Regions from separate parts of the Mus musculus genome. Here regions 1 and 3 are each linked to region 2. The links are chromatin loops, found by intact Hi-C in ENCODE. Cell type or tissue: left cerebral cortex. All regions are shown on one strand. Region 1 overlaps Ttn (titin). Region 2 holds the start of Gm35266 (a long non-coding RNA gene). Region 3 overlaps Ccdc141 (coiled-coil domain containing 141).

Region 1 (5,000 bases), 240 kb after region 2:
TTTTTTTAATGTGTTTACTTTCGGGCTGTGTACTGGTTTGTATACCATGAAATCACTCACAACACAGGCCAAATGTAATCGCTGGGAGGTAACAGCTTTCTTGTATCTCATACTCAATGCGAGGGTCATTTAGAATTACAGACATTTCCTGACCGCCAAGGAGCACAGTAGACATCTTAGCCTTCTGGGAGTCTATTAGTAGGGATTCGGTGACTTAGTCTGCAAATTTTGCTTTAAAATAATTACAAAATATAAATGCCAGCTTGTGAAGAAAATAATGGTTTTCCCGGATCGACTCCTTCCTAAAATGTTCCACGGCTTAATTTTGATTCTTGTTGTAGATAAAGCAAGCATATTTCACTGGACGAGGCGCATTGTCGCTAGCTGTGACCGAGTGATTATTTTTTTTTATTGTAAGTGCAAAAATAAGCACTTTCTGGTAATGGCTCAAATTACATTGATTTTCACAGTTATGGGCTTACCTGAAGCCCGCTGTTAATCACTCACATAATGCTAATCATGTCGCAAGCTCTTTCTTAATTAAACCCACTTAGTAAGGAACAGCAAGAACAAAGCAAGTCCAAACTAGGAAGCTCTGCCTCTCTGCCTTTCTTCCATTGACGTGGACTCCACACCATTCTAACCTGGTCTTTGTTTTATTTCCAAGACAATTTCTTTTTACGGTAGAGCCATATTTGTTAGCCCACCCTTCAGCTTTGATTACAATTTCTTTCCTAAAATGTAAATTGGGTTTTTTTCCCCACACGGCCTTTCACAAGAAAATGATTAAATGTTTCTTGATGAAATAGGCTGATGTAATATTCTGCAAAATTATTCTGTATTTTAAAGAAGATATTACTGGACCTTCAGCTTAATTGGGAGAATTGTTTTATTTATGATTGATGTAAACTAAATACCCTAAGCAAGTGCCGGAATACACTGATAAACATGGCCCCGTGTGAAGAATTTGTAAAGCAACACTGCCACCAAGAGGTAAAATAGGGAAAAACAAATTAATTGAAAATTAATCTTGAAAAACCTATTATGTTCAGATAGCTGATCTGTACTTAGTATGATTGCTAACGATAACAATCTAGCTTTTGGGCTACCATTGTCAGCGTTCAGTGCCCACAGCCTTTGATAGCTCCTATTTGCATTTTGCATACACACACACACAAGGCAACCAGTGAAAACTATTTTGGAAGAAGATACTTTATCAATGTAATGAAAAGGCTTCAGAGTAGCTGATTTGCCAGATAGTCCTAATATTATGTAAAGGACGTTCCCAGTGCAATAAGGGGACGGTGAGGTTAGAAATAAACTCAGAGGAATTAAAAAGAGTTAACCACAAGCACTTTGGGCTAGAACAGCAGTCCCCTGCTGCAGAGCTCAGCCAGTTCCCAAAACAATTCTGCAAAGCTCAGCAAGAAAGCTTCCACCTGACCTGGAAATTCACAAGATACAGAAGTGGTTTCGACTGTGGAGAGATAAGGGGAAAGGGGACAAGGGGGAGGGTGGGGAGGACAAAAGGAGGGGGACGTGTGGGTTATTTTTAGTCGAGAATGGCACAAGCATTCGGTTACTAAAACCATGTAACACCCACAAAATAGTCTCTCATGCCCAACTGAAGCTGGGAACACACTGTCCTTTCTGTGGCGATGTTTTAAGGGAGTTACTTTTACTGTCTCTCCTCCCCCCCACCATGCCTGAAAATGAGATGGGGCACACAGATCTTTAGCTTACTTAGAATTAAGTAAATGTGGGGCTTATTGATATTTAAAACAAATTGGCTTCAGGTTCGTGATGTACCCTCGAGATAGGTTATGGAAACTCACATTTTAACGCCGCACCTTAAAGTGCTGCCAAATTTCCATTCCACCATCTAATCCGCACCACACCTGCTGGGGTGCCTTGCCCCACGCTCTGACCTCTGCCGCTGGGTTTCCAGGTCCGTGTCTCCAGCGGGGAGGATCTCCACTTCCCCGATCAGATCCGTGAAGTCGCCACTGCTCATTCGCAAGACTCAGACCACCACCATGGCCACAGGCCCCGAGGTGCCTCCCCCTTGGAAGCAAGAGGGCTACGTGGCCTCCTCGACTGAGGCTGAGATGAGAGAGACGACAATGACAAGCTCTACCCAGATCAGAAGAGAAGAGAGGTGGGAAGGGAGATACGGGGTCCAGGAGCAAGTGACCATCAGTGGAGCCGCGGCTGCTGCGGCCAGTGCGTCGGTCAGCTCGTCATTCACGGCAGGAGCCATCACCACTGGGACTAAGGAGGTACCGTCAGAACCCTTTCCTTTCTCCATTTCATCTTCTGGTTCCTCTGATCCAGTTTCAGGCATGGACTGCACAGGTTAGAGAGGAAATGCATAGGAGCCTAAAACTACAATCAATATGGTTGTCCTTTATCAAAGCATCTTTTTTGAGTCAAAGACTAATCTGTGAGGCTGGCATAATGTATGAATTTTAATGGTGCTGGCCTTGTCTTTCTGGGCAATGATAGGTAAATTACATATGCATATATTTTGCTCTTCCTGGTCATTAAGGGTTTGTAACTTTTCTACCATGGGTGTTGTTTTAGAAAGCATTGTACTTGTTGATACAGGTGAAACAAGAGACAGACAAGAGTGCAGCTGTTGCGACTGTCGTTGCTGCTGTTGATATGGCCAGAGTGAGAGAACCAGCCATCAGTGCTGTAGAGCAAACTGCTCAGAGGACAACCACGACTGCTGTGCATATACAACCTGCTCAAGAACAGGTAAGCACAAAGCCACCAGGGGGTGCTAGAACGGCCCCGGCTCAACTCTGCTCTTAGTAATTGGACATACAAATCCCCTGCTGAACCACACAGTGCTGAAGGCAGTGGCCCAGGCTTTAAAAGCTTCCCGAGGAAGCTAGAAATATCAAATGTGTTTAAGCTGTAAATATCACAGGAGCAGACCGGGTCAGAAGAAATACCTGGGCTGTGTGAGGCGAGCAAAAGTTAACTACTGTTTTCAAGGCATCCAGGGACTGTGGGAGCCTGGCAGACATGAAACAAAAGGCAGGTCAAATCTGAGTGCAGATTTCCATAGCTAGTTGTGGAAGCTACATTTTCAAGGGTTGGCATTAGATTTCTCTAAGTTCCCGGAAGGACCACGGCTTTTACTTTCCTCAAAACAAATGTGACATTTTGATTCTCGGCTGCAAAGCAATATAAATGCAAGGCCACCTCATGTGTAAACAGGCTCTGTTAGTCTAAAAGCTCTCTCACTCTCCTCCCTGTCCTGTGGGTTGATTGTTACCGCTTGGTCCTGATGTAGCAGCGTACACTTCCAAGTGGTGTGGACTGAAATGGCTCCTTTCTTTTGTCAATGAAAATCAGGCGAGAAAAGAGGCGGAGAAGACCGCAGTAACCAAGGTTGTAGTTGCTGCCGATAAAGCCAAGGAACAGGAACTAAAATCACGAACCAGAGAAGTGATGGTGACAACGCAAGAGCAGACTCACATATCTCATGAGCAGGTGGGGTGAACTTTGATTTGCAAATGTGCCAACACCTAAGATGACCTTTTACTGTGAAGCAGGTTAATTCTAGGGCCACGTGTCTAGTTTCACACAAATAGCATCCTCCTCTCATGTATGTCTATTCCTGAGCACTTGACACCAGTGCCCCTTAGAGTCACTAAGTATTCCTACTGGAAATAAAATGAGGATTCATCTCATCTAACATATATATATAGTGTAAATCATTTACACTGATTATAGGTTAAATGTGTGGCTATGGATAGGGAACAGGCAGAGTGAGAACGGAAAGATGATGCAGGTGTTGTGGATGAAACAGGCAAGAATGTAAGGGAAAACAGAATATGCTACATTAAAAGCTTGGTGCCGCTTCCTGACCCCTTGGACATTAGCACATGGGTTTCATATAGGATGTATGACATACATACCTACATGTAGTAGGTTGAATAGTGAGAGGTTGGACTAAAAAGCACTTGTGGACAGATGGGAGAAGGCCTGTTGGTAGAACTGTTGGTCAGGGGAGACAGTTGATTATAGGATAATTTGAGAAAATTAATTTTCAAGTCCCTTTCTGCCCTGTGGTCCTGAGGTTCAGTGATAAGATACCCAAGGATGGGAAGGACTTACTCTTTAGACATCAAATGGAAGTGAAACATCCTTCCATGGCTCAGGATTGGAGCAATACATTGACCAAGATAGTAACCAAAATTGTGTCTCCATTTTAGACAAGCCTTGATATTCAAAACCATTATTGTATGTTTAAAAAAAAAAAAGACAAAATAGAGTAGGAAGGCAGACTGTAAATTATGCTTGGATTTTCACATTAAAGTAAGGAGCCAGGCAAAATTACTCCTTGAGACTTCCGTAGTAATATTCTGAGGTGTAAGATTACTTTTGGCTGATAGAATTAGCACCTAATTAAATTACCATATGACCACCTATAGAAGGCACAAATCTTGCTAAGGTAGGTAGCCACTGTCTGTAAAACAAGCAGTCCTGAGTCCGACATTCCATTTCCCCTAAAGAGACTAATGCATGGTTCAGAGAGCAAACAAATGTGCTCGTATTAATTAAGATGTGAAGATTTAATTAACGATATCAGAAAGGGAGGTTCACTCTCTCGATTTCCTACTTTGTTGGATCTGATGCTGGGTTAGCCCCATTGTAGATTTGGAAACAATAAGGTCCTGTTTTTATTCATTGATTGCAGATAAGAAAAGAAACTGAAAAAGCATTTGTACCAAAGGTAGTGATCTCCGCAACCAAAGCCAAAGAGCAAGAAACTAGAATCACGGGAGAAATTACTACAAAACAAGAGCAAAAGCGAATAACTCAAGAAACAGTAAGTCTGGCTTTGATCCTTACAAATGGCTCATTTCCAGTCATCAGCTGTGTGTACATTATACCCAGAGCTTCAGACCAGACTCTCTTTCGTGTCTCTTCCTCCTACTGTTGACCAGTGTCCAGGGTTAGAACTCTTTTGTGTTCACTGTTCT
Region 2 (5,000 bases):
TCACCCAGAGCCAGGTCTGAACTGTTACTATCTGGTGGAATACAAAGTGGGGCATCTTTCAGTTCCGTGAGTCATGAGGGAGCATGAACCTGTGATGCTAGAGTGACTCATCTACCCCAGATGGTTCACACCTGCCTCTGTGACACTGCAGATGAGGACTGGGTCCCACCATCCTGGTAAACTATAGATTCCCCTAATAGTCACTTGAGCAGAGTTTGTGGGGCTTCTCCTCAGAAGTCTAGATGTCTAGTTTATCCTAGGAAGACACCTAGAACATATTAAAGTAGTCTTATTCTGTAGTTTGTTCAGTAGTATTTTCACTTTGTTACTTAACTGTTTTTAGGGCTTTGGAAAGAACATCCCGCTGAATCCTCCCTTTGGTCCTGGTTTTCAATAGTATGTTGTTACCTTGAACAAGTTACCTAGTTGCTGAGACTCAGTTTTCTGAGGTGTTAGTTAAAACCTTTGACCAATATCATTCCTGACGTCCTTCCCAACCCTAAATCCTGTAGTTCTGGGTCTCTTAACCTAAGCAGAATTTAACCCTCTTTAGTAGAAGCAGCTCAGTGTTCTCTCTTGTTGGTTTTTTACTTGTTATTTTTCCCTCAGCCTGGCAGATAGTCAGATAGCTGAAAGCTAAGTGCTAGCTACAGTGTCCATTTTTCCAAGTTCAGGTTTCTGGTAGTGATACCCCAGTGTAAATATGTGATTCCAGATGAGACGTTTACTACATGTGATTTTTTAAATATTTAATAGATATTTAAATAGAACTTAAATGATTTAAGTTATAAACATTCGGAGAATTCAGGAATTTGGGGACGGGAAGCTAATGAGAATGAAAATCTTAAAGCTTTTGGTTATTCTCATCTTACCTTTTCATTTGTAGGTTGTGAACTGGCTTGAAGGGCCTGGATCTGAGCAACTGAGAGCACAGTGGGGCATTGGTGACTCGATCAGGGCCTCCCAGGCCCTGCAACAGAAGCATGAGGAGATCGAGAGCCAACACAGCGTGAGTGAGGAGCTTTCCCTTGGCCGTGGCAGCACTAGTAGCTGGGTGGGACTGAGTGCTGTGTGCTGGGTTGCTTCCAGTGTTGGTGTAGGGTATGGAGTGCTTATGTTGAGTGCTTAGAGGTCTGAAAGTGACCTTGATGGCTGAACTATTATCAGTGCCAGTTTGGGCCTGATTCCCATACAGTTCCATTACTTGGTTAAAGAAGCACAATTTGGATGACATTTACAGTGTCAGGGAAACGGCGACTTAAAAATACAGAACCTTTGCCAATAGTTCCTGAGATGGAAACTTCTGGGTTTAATTGTTGTTGTTTCAGCAAGTATTAATCATATAGAATAATGGGTTTCAATTGTGAAATTTTTATAGTTGTATATCAAATGATCATATTCACTTCCCCTTTCAAACCCACAGTTGTTACCACCCCCACCCCATCCCATTTCCCCTGGTCCCTTTCCTTTTTCAAGTGGCATTTCTGTGGTCCTCAGAGAGAGGGCCTTTGCTGCTCTTGCTGCTCTCCTGGGAATATGCAGTGGGATTATACACTAAGAGCCACACCACCGCCATCGTTAAACACAGGAGATCAGGTATACGTCAGGCAATAAATGAATCCCTAAGCTGGTTGTAGAGAATAAGGACTAAAAAGAATTTAAAACGTAAAACTTGGCAAGTGGAGGAGTTCAGTATTGTCTGGGTTCTGCTGTGGGGCAGTCAGCCTGGCTTCAGCGTGGAAGTCACGTTCAGTTTGGGAGGAAGACACTCAGTTTTCTCAAGCCATGACATTTACGTTGATTTTAAGTAGACTTAATTTGCATATTCTTAGAATATCTTCAAAAACTTGTCAGTAATAATAATGTTGGACTCACAAGAAACTTAAAAATGAAGTCCTATAGTTGAAAGCATATATGTTTTAATGCATTTCACAGTTTCCAGCATGGATCTCTCTTTTATGGTTAAATGAAGTTGTTGTGGATAATTTATATTTAACTTATAAGCCCTGTTCCTGAGGTTATAATCTGTTTAATTCTCTTGGTTTTTGTTTTTTGGTTTTTGTTTTTTTTTTTTTACATGTTATAGTACTAACTAGTTTGTCTCTAATTTTGATTTAATTTTTGGTAGTGATTTGGTTTGTAGGAGCTGTATGGATTATTCTGGAATGCATTATTACAGTATAACTGGATTATATAATTTGTTTGCTTATTTAGTTCTTAAAATCAGTATGTGGCATAGAGCATTCCTGACTTTATCTGAAGAGAACTTAATTATGCAAGTGAGGGTTTGTGATGTGAGAATCTGAAGACATTTGTGTTTTGTTATTTAAAAAAAAAACAAGAAAAACACTTATAGGTAGAAAATGGGTTATACACAGACCATGTATAAGTTCACATTGGATTGAAAAACACATTGCATGTTTCATGAAGTGTGGATAAAGGTGCAGGTTACACACAAAGGTATACCTGTGTAACGCTGTCTTTACATTACTTTAAAGAAGCAGTGTACTATGGAGTCTGTGTGCTTCAGCATACTTTTGTGTGCTGAAATGTTTGCAGAACTTCTAAACTGGAAAGGACCCCCAGCTGGGGTGGGGATATCTAGAGGAAGATTCCTCGGTGCAAACACTGCTGACAGACAGACAGACAGACAGACAGACAGACAGACATGCTTTCCTCATATCGTAGTGGATCTCTGGGCTCCATGTGGTCCTATCTGTGTCTTCTCTTAGAGAAGTCACTCAATTTAACGAATAAACCTAAGAGAGAGCGTGTTCTTCGTCATGCCCTAATTCTCATGCTGTTGGTGTTTGCGGACTTGCAGAGACAAATTGACGTCTTCACTCCTAGTCCTGGAGGAAAACACTGATGGCTCCCCACGGATTGCGCTGAAGTCGTGTGTGCTGGTTGGGATTCATTGCATAATTGGGAAGTGTGGAAAGACTGGGTGGGAGTCGGGATTAAATGGAGTCAGCCACAGGTTGGAAACAGCTAAAGCTTGGTGGATGTGGACTTTTATTATTGTGTTGGGTTGCACTTTGATTAGATTTGAAATTCTCCCTTGTAAGGTTTAAAAAGAGGATTGAACTATTTTAACCAGTAGGTGGCACTGCACCGTTGACTTGTGAAAAGGTTGGTTGATAATAAATGTGCTAACTTATGATATTTAAGGTTCTAATATTTAGTATTTTATTCAAGACTTTCTTAACTGAGTGTGGTACAGCATGCACCTATAGAGAATTGCCCTAACTTTGAAGCTAATCTGGTCAATATAGCCAGTTCTAGACCATCCAGGACTACATAGTGAAACTGTCTTAAAATCAACCAACCAACCAACCAACCAACCAACCAACCAAAAACCCAATAACAAAATTGAAACTCTTGTTTGTTCTTTGTAAATAAGATCCAACAGCTGGAAGCATTTATTGGTGTTTCTCAGGTCTTGTGAAGTAATGGCAAAATTTAGTATTGATAGCTAACAAAGATAGAATTTAGAAATGTTTAGTATACTATTTGCCTTAAATTACAATGTCAAGCATTAAATTCAAACTTCACATAAAAGCATAATGGAGAATTAAAACTACAAACTCAATACGTTTGGCTGTTTAGGATTAGTATAAAGAAGAATGAAACTTCTACTAACACGCAGCTCTTTGCAAGGGATATGGTGTAGAAATTCATTTAGCTTTTTAGTACAACAGAGAAAATAGTAAGGAATGTGATGGTGGTTATAGAATCTGATAACAAATTTTAAAATCTTTTAGTTAAATCTTGGTGTGGTGTTGCATACCTAAAATCTCAGAACTTTAAGGCAGGAGAATTACAAATCGGAAGACTCAAAACATTAAAAAAATTTTTTTTAAAAATTAGTTCAATAAAAGTCTTTTGTAGGTTGGTAGAGGCAACTGAAGCAGGAAACCTGTGGTAAGCGTATGGAGTGTGGTCTGTGAAGCCTGTTTAGCATTCTGTCAGGATCCTGGCCATAGAGGCCACATGTATGGCCTGGTGTGTACCATCTGATAGGAACCAGTAGTACATTTCCTCTTGATCCATCCTATGTGAGAGTCACCTTGGTAGCCTGACCTGGCCCTGTTTCTTTCATTTACATTGGGATGCTTTTCTTGGTACAGCTGTTGTAGATGTTCAACATTCCAGCAACACCCCACTGTCCAAACACTGGCAGCTAAGACCTTAAGTCTTGGTGCTGCAGAGAAGACACCCATGCTCATTGTCTGACTGTCTTGTGCTGCAAAGAAAACACTCATGCTCATTGGCTGACTGTCTTAGGGCTGCACACTCATTGACTGACTGTCTTAGCGCTGCAAAGAAGACACTCATGCTCATTGGCTGACTGTCTTAGCGCTGCACACTCATTGACTGACTGTCTTAGTGCTGCAAAGAAGACACTCATGCTCATTGGCTGACTGTCTTAGGGCTGCACACTCATTGGCTGACTGTCTTAGTACTGCAAAAAAGACACTCACACTCATTGGCTACTGTATCTTTGTTCAAGCCCCAAATCTTGTGCTTTTTCAATTCACCATACTTAATCTTATTCCATATAACAGATGTATAAGCTGGATAGATCAGGTGAATGAAAGGCAGTCTGCTCACCTAAGGGAACATACACCATACTCCCCTCTGTTGTAGGAATAAACACTTTAATTGACCTTCAGTGCATATTATAGACTATCCCGGTCTCCATGACTCATCCTAGACAGGCCAATGTATCTTTAGGACAACCTCAGTTATAGAAATCAATAAAATCTGTATCTCTAATCAAGGTATTAATTTTTGAGACACAGCAGTTCTTGTGTTATATTTACATCCTTGGTGAGATATACCTTGTATACCCTGGGGCCCCACAAAAGAGTTTAAACCTTCTGATGAGCACCAAGCGAAGTGAAGCTTGAAGTTCTCAGTGAAAAATTATTTTCTAGAAGGCTAACCCCTTAATGTATTGTTTTGCTTAAAATCATTGCAACTTCTTTTTCAGGAAG
Region 3 (5,000 bases), 140 kb after region 2:
AATCTGACAGGCCTCATGCTCACCCTGCTGACAGGCACCAAGAAATCCTTTCTCAGGGAGAAAGCCCAAAGGTCAATCAATGTTTCCAGTGCAGTCCAGGGTCACAGACCCACTGGCCATCCTTTTCTCTTCTCCAGCAGACACACACAGGCAGTGTGCTTTCGAGTGGGAACTCAGTTACGGGGCACCGTGGTTGGCTTCAATCAGGTTTCTTTTAAGTCACCATCCATCCGCGTTCCACCATTAGTTGAGTGCGGCTGTACTGTAATCGCACTTGTTCCTTGTGAACGATAAAATTCTTTTCATTTGTCTTCAACTCGTGTGAGAATGGCTAGAAAATTGGGGAATCATAGTTTATCCTTTGTTCAAGTCATTTACTATTAAGGCGCTGGAGAACATTGCCAGTATGTATGCTATCTGTGCTTTAAGGGTTTGTAAGAGTCTGGAACCAGCATGGAAGGTTCTAAATGAAAAATGCTGGCATCTGGGCTGCTTGTAATCTACAGATCAAGGTCTCGGAAAGGAAAATGCAGGGGTACAGGGTCACGGAGAGCCCTGGGATTAGGAACAGGCCAGGTACTATCATTACAATCCTGCTGGGAATGAGAAATGGAAGAGATTAGCATCCAATAAGAGGGAGGCAATCTTTTGAGGACAGAGAGAAAGGCTTGGGTAAGCAGGGTGGTTGGCAATTTCTCCACCCAAGGAATGAATCTGTGGTGCAGACAGGAGTGGGGCAGAGGGGATAGTAATTCTCATGGGAGCAAGGTGACTCAGAGTGTCCTCATAAAGCTTCATTAGAGGAGAGATGTGCACATTGAACCAAACGATTTGTGTTAAGATTTCTTAAACCCAGCTGCAAGTGCCAGCACACAGAAGAAGAAACCAGGCATCCCTGATGGCCTAAAATGTCTGCAAGTGATCTAAAGGGCAGCCATTTATCCACAGGTGACGGGATACTGTTACTGTGAAAAATTAAGAAATTCTGATTTCAGAATATCTTATTTTTTTCCTTTATTAAAAAAAAGTTTGGTTTTTTTTGAGAATTTCATGTGTTGTATATTGAATTTTGGTCATTTTTGCTCTCTTTACTGTCTCTCCCCTTCCTTACTCCCTAACTGAAACTCCTTTTCCCCCATGAGGCTCTCTCCTATTTGATATTTTTTTGTGACCTGATGAATATAATTATGGTTGCTTGCTTGAGCATTAGTAGGGAATTGTTACTGAAACCATGGGCCACTTATCAAAGGTTGTACCACTGAAGAAATGATATACCTTCCCCAGAACCCCATAACTACCCATAATCCCTCAGTGGGAGGTGAGACCTCATAAGGCCTCTATCTATTCCTTGCATGAAGAAATGGTGATGACCAAATCTTTTCCCCCCTATTTATTTATTCGCTTTACATCCCAATTGCTGCCCACCCTTACTGGTCCCCACTTCCATAATCCCTCCCCATTCTTCTCTGAGACGGTAGAGACCCCATGGGTATCCCCACACCCCAGCACCTCAAGTCTCTGTGAGGCTAGGCCCATTCTCCCTGAGGCCAGACGAGGCAGCCCAGATAGAAGAACATATCCCACAAACAGGCAACAGCTTTTGGGATAGCCCCCGCTCCAGTTTGGGACCCACATGGAGGCCGAGCAGTACATCTGCTACATATGTGTGGGGAGGCCTAGGTCCAGCCTGTGTAGGCTCTTGGTTCGTGGTTCAGTCGCCAAGATCCTCCAAGGGTCCAGGTTAGTTGACTCTGTTGATCTTCCTATGGCGTTCCTATCCCCTTCCCCCAACTCCTCCATAAGGGTCACCAAGCTCCATTCAATGTTTGCCTGTGGGTCTCTGCATCTGTCTGAGTCGGCTGCTGGGTGGAACCTCTCAAAAGACAGCCATGCTAGATTCCTGTCTGCAAGCATAAGAATATCATTAATAGTATCAGGGATTCTTATGTAGGTTGTATGCAGGTAAAGACAGCTACATAGAGTTTATGAGTGCAACAGCTATGTCGGGCCCTAAAGACCTGCTTTACAGCACCCCTCTCCACCCTCTGCCTCTTACCTTCTCTATACCCCATCTATGTCCTTTGAGCCGGACGGGCTGGTGTCCCACCAACTCTCTCCACAGTTGCTTATTCTTTGTACTTTGAGCACTTATGAATTTTTACATGAATTACTGCCCACTACAAAAGGAAGAGTCTCTGAGCAGCACTAGTCTATGGGTTTAAACATAGTATGTAAGTATTTGGAATGTAGTTTGACACCATGTTCTTTAAACAGTTAGGTTCTCCCTCTAGACTCTATGACCTCCCCAATCAGAAAGTGGTTGGTTGCTAACATAATCATTATGTCACTATTGTACCAGTGTGCAGATCTTGACATTTTTATTATGACTACTCAACACGTATTTTTCTCACTCCTTAAGTTTATGTGTTCTTTTTTTTCCGTAAATGTTGATCAGATTCTATTTTATTGATCTTTAAAATGACATTAATTGGTCTAGAGATGTAGTTCAGGTGGTAGAGTGCTTGCCTAGAAAGTATACTCTCCAGCACCCTATAAACCATCAGTGGCAGTGTGTGCCGGTAATCCCAGAACTCAGGAGATAGACAGAGAAGGATTAAGAGTTCAAGGTCCCCAGGCTACATGGAAAGATTGAGGTCAGGCTCTGAGAGCTGAGACTCTGTCTCGAACTTTTTAAGAAATGTATTAACCTTCCGTTATTATAAGACCATGTGCTCAAGGCTACAAGGATTATAGGAGTAAGTCGGGCACCAGTCCTTACCCTTAAAGAATTTATAGCACAATAGATAAAGTGCCTGATAAGAAACAAATAAATCTCCTAGGTGATTGAAAAACAAAATCAGAAACAAACAGATCCTATTTTATTGGCATTGATTTGTCAAAATTAAAATTATGGTTTTGCGAAGGTGATATTTTTACTGAAGAAATGCTTGGTTTTGGGTTTTGTTTTCTTATTTTGTGTTCTCTGTGCTGGAAGGACTTTCAAGACATGCAATTTGAACAAGGTATTACATCCCTCTAGTGGCCATTTTCCAGACTACATGCAGGCATAGCTTTTATCTAGAGAAAACAACCAATTTCAAAAGAGCTTGCCAACCAGGCCGATCTATTTGAATGCAAGTCAGCAACAGTCAATAAAAGAACGCCAGGAGAAAAATACTTCACTATGCTTTATGTCATGTGTTCCACACTCAGAAAAAGTGCAAGAAGATTGGGGGTAGGGTGGAGAATTGACTGTGAGATCAGATACCCAGGCTAAAATCTTGCTTCTGCTATTCCGTGACTGAGCAAGTTAGTGAAAGGAAAAAAATTAAAATGGGGTGAAGAGCAATTGAGAAAGACAGTGTTGACCTCCAGCCTCCACGTGTGTACACCTGTACACACCTTTTAACACACACATACACACACATGCATACACACAAACATGCACACCTATATGCATACAAACGCACATGTGCACACATGAACACACACAACCATGCACAAAAATGTACATACACACAAGCATGCACATACACATGCACACACATATACATGCATACATATAAACATGCACACACACATGCACACAGATGCACATACATGCACACATGTACATACACATGCACACAGACAAACAGCACACACACACAACCATGCACACACACATGGACACAGATGTACATACACACACGCACATACACACATGTGAACGCACACAAAGCTGGCTGGGAACCAAAGAGTAGTGAACTGCTGTCCCCCAGGGAGTAGCCCATTCAAAATTCATAGTTGTTTTCCAGTTTCCTTCTTGGAGGTGTCGATTCTAAGTGTGATGAGCAAACAAATGCCTAACTGTAGTGGATGCAGGGTGCATGCTGGTGGTGGGGGTGACTCAGAAGTAGAAGGTGATCATCCTTCATCTTGGCTGGCACAGATGTTTTTACAATTTTATATTACAAGTTTTACCAATAACTTGCAAATTGCCATGGTGTTTCCTGACTCTTACCACCGTCCCTTCTCTTGCCATGTCTACCAGTCCCTGCCGTTACCTTTTCCTCTGTGCCTTTCCCAGCGTGCTACACAGATACATTCTCTTTCTCATTCTAAATTTCAGTATTCTATAGAAAACTTGGAACATAGTACTCATAGGACAACAGGACTTTAAAGACCTTTTTAGTACAGCTTCTGTCAGTAAGAATTGGTTCTAAAAGTCTCCTGGTGGTTTTTTTTTTTTAATTATTATTTTCTTCACTGAATATAAGTACTGAGCTATAAAACTAATTGTTCTAAATGTGCCTGGAATGTTGTATACCAGGAACAATATCTCTCATAGTGGTTTTATGTCATGTTTTACAATTATTCTTGTCTGGGACCCTTGATGTACCCCAGGCACATCCAAGTGTGACTGTTTGGAAGCATCTTTACAACCATTCTAGGGACATTGCTATACCCCTAGGTCTTTTTTTGATCTTGTCCTCATTTCATTACTAATTTATTTTTACTGACTCATAAATTAATTGTTTGAGGTTAAATTCTTGAAATCTGTACCTAGCTCCAAGATCTTTATAAAAAAAAAAAAAAGAAAGAAAAATAACTCCCAGGATAATTAAAGAGTTATCATGCTAACTTTTGCTAGTGGTTGAAGGAAAATGGAGGGGGGAAATTAAAGACTTAGATTTCTAAAATAGCAGGCAAGGTGCTGTGTTCAGTCCGCCCACACTCTCCTTACACTTCTTGCTTTGTGAAATCTTAGGAATGGTTAGGAAACCTGTGACCATTTCTGCAATGGGAGCAGTTGGAGTCCAACTCAAAGCTGGTTTGAAAGTCTTGTCCTTTTATGAGCCTCCATGTCACCTTCATCTCATAAGGTCAACACAGGTTATAAAAATGATGATGTGAAGATGAAATACTGGCAAGCATATTTGATATCTAATTGCTAGTGATAACTAGGTATTTATCTAGTGGATATAGCCTTGAGCATTCATAACCACTGAGAACAAAAT

The links. A loop is a pair of places that touch in the nucleus more often than their neighbours do. Peaks named below come from ENCODE experiments on the same cell type or tissue, not always from the same donor. Only the 100,000 strongest peaks of a DNase experiment are listed, where the experiment ranks them.
Region 1: it touches region 2 in a loop (2.7-fold over the local background); 7 of 42 quality-filtered maps call a loop at or near these places.
Region 3: it touches region 2 in a loop (2.5-fold over the local background); 16 of 42 quality-filtered maps call a loop at or near these places.

Annotation. Positions count from the first base shown.
Region 1 is chr2:76,966,900-76,971,899 of GRCm38, reverse strand. It overlaps Ttn (titin), which reads left to right. Exons shown (of 313, transcript NM_011652.3): 7 at 1,949-2,279; 8 at 2,608-2,760; 9 at 3,367-3,504; 10 at 4,715-4,846. Among named protein-coding and RNA genes, the nearest start is that of Ttn, 13 kb to the left of the region's middle. In left cerebral cortex, CTCF peaks have their summits at 995 and 2,773 (motif pointing right); DNase peaks (open chromatin) are centred at 608, 1,037 and 2,787; H3K4me3 peaks cover 578 bases.
Region 2 is chr2:77,202,215-77,207,214 of GRCm38, reverse strand. Sestd1 (SEC14 and spectrin domains 1) reads left to right here. Exons shown (of 18, transcript NM_175465.6): 10 at 887-1,009. Gm35266 (a long non-coding RNA gene) reads left to right here and starts at 1,016. Exons shown (of 2, transcript XR_374739.1): 1 at 1,016-1,596; 2 at 2,825-5,000. In left cerebral cortex, a CTCF peak has its summit at 3,109 (motif pointing right); DNase peaks (open chromatin) are centred at 78 and 2,987; H3K27ac peaks cover 471 bases.
Region 3 is chr2:77,060,121-77,065,120 of GRCm38, reverse strand. All of the region lies in intron 8 of Ccdc141 (coiled-coil domain containing 141), which reads left to right. Gm39862 (a long non-coding RNA gene) reads left to right here. Exons shown (of 2, transcript XR_866496.1): 2 at 1-3,328. Among named protein-coding and RNA genes, the nearest start is that of Gm39862, 8.1 kb to the left of the region's middle. In left cerebral cortex, a CTCF peak has its summit at 3,044 (motif pointing left); a DNase peak (open chromatin) is centred at 3,051.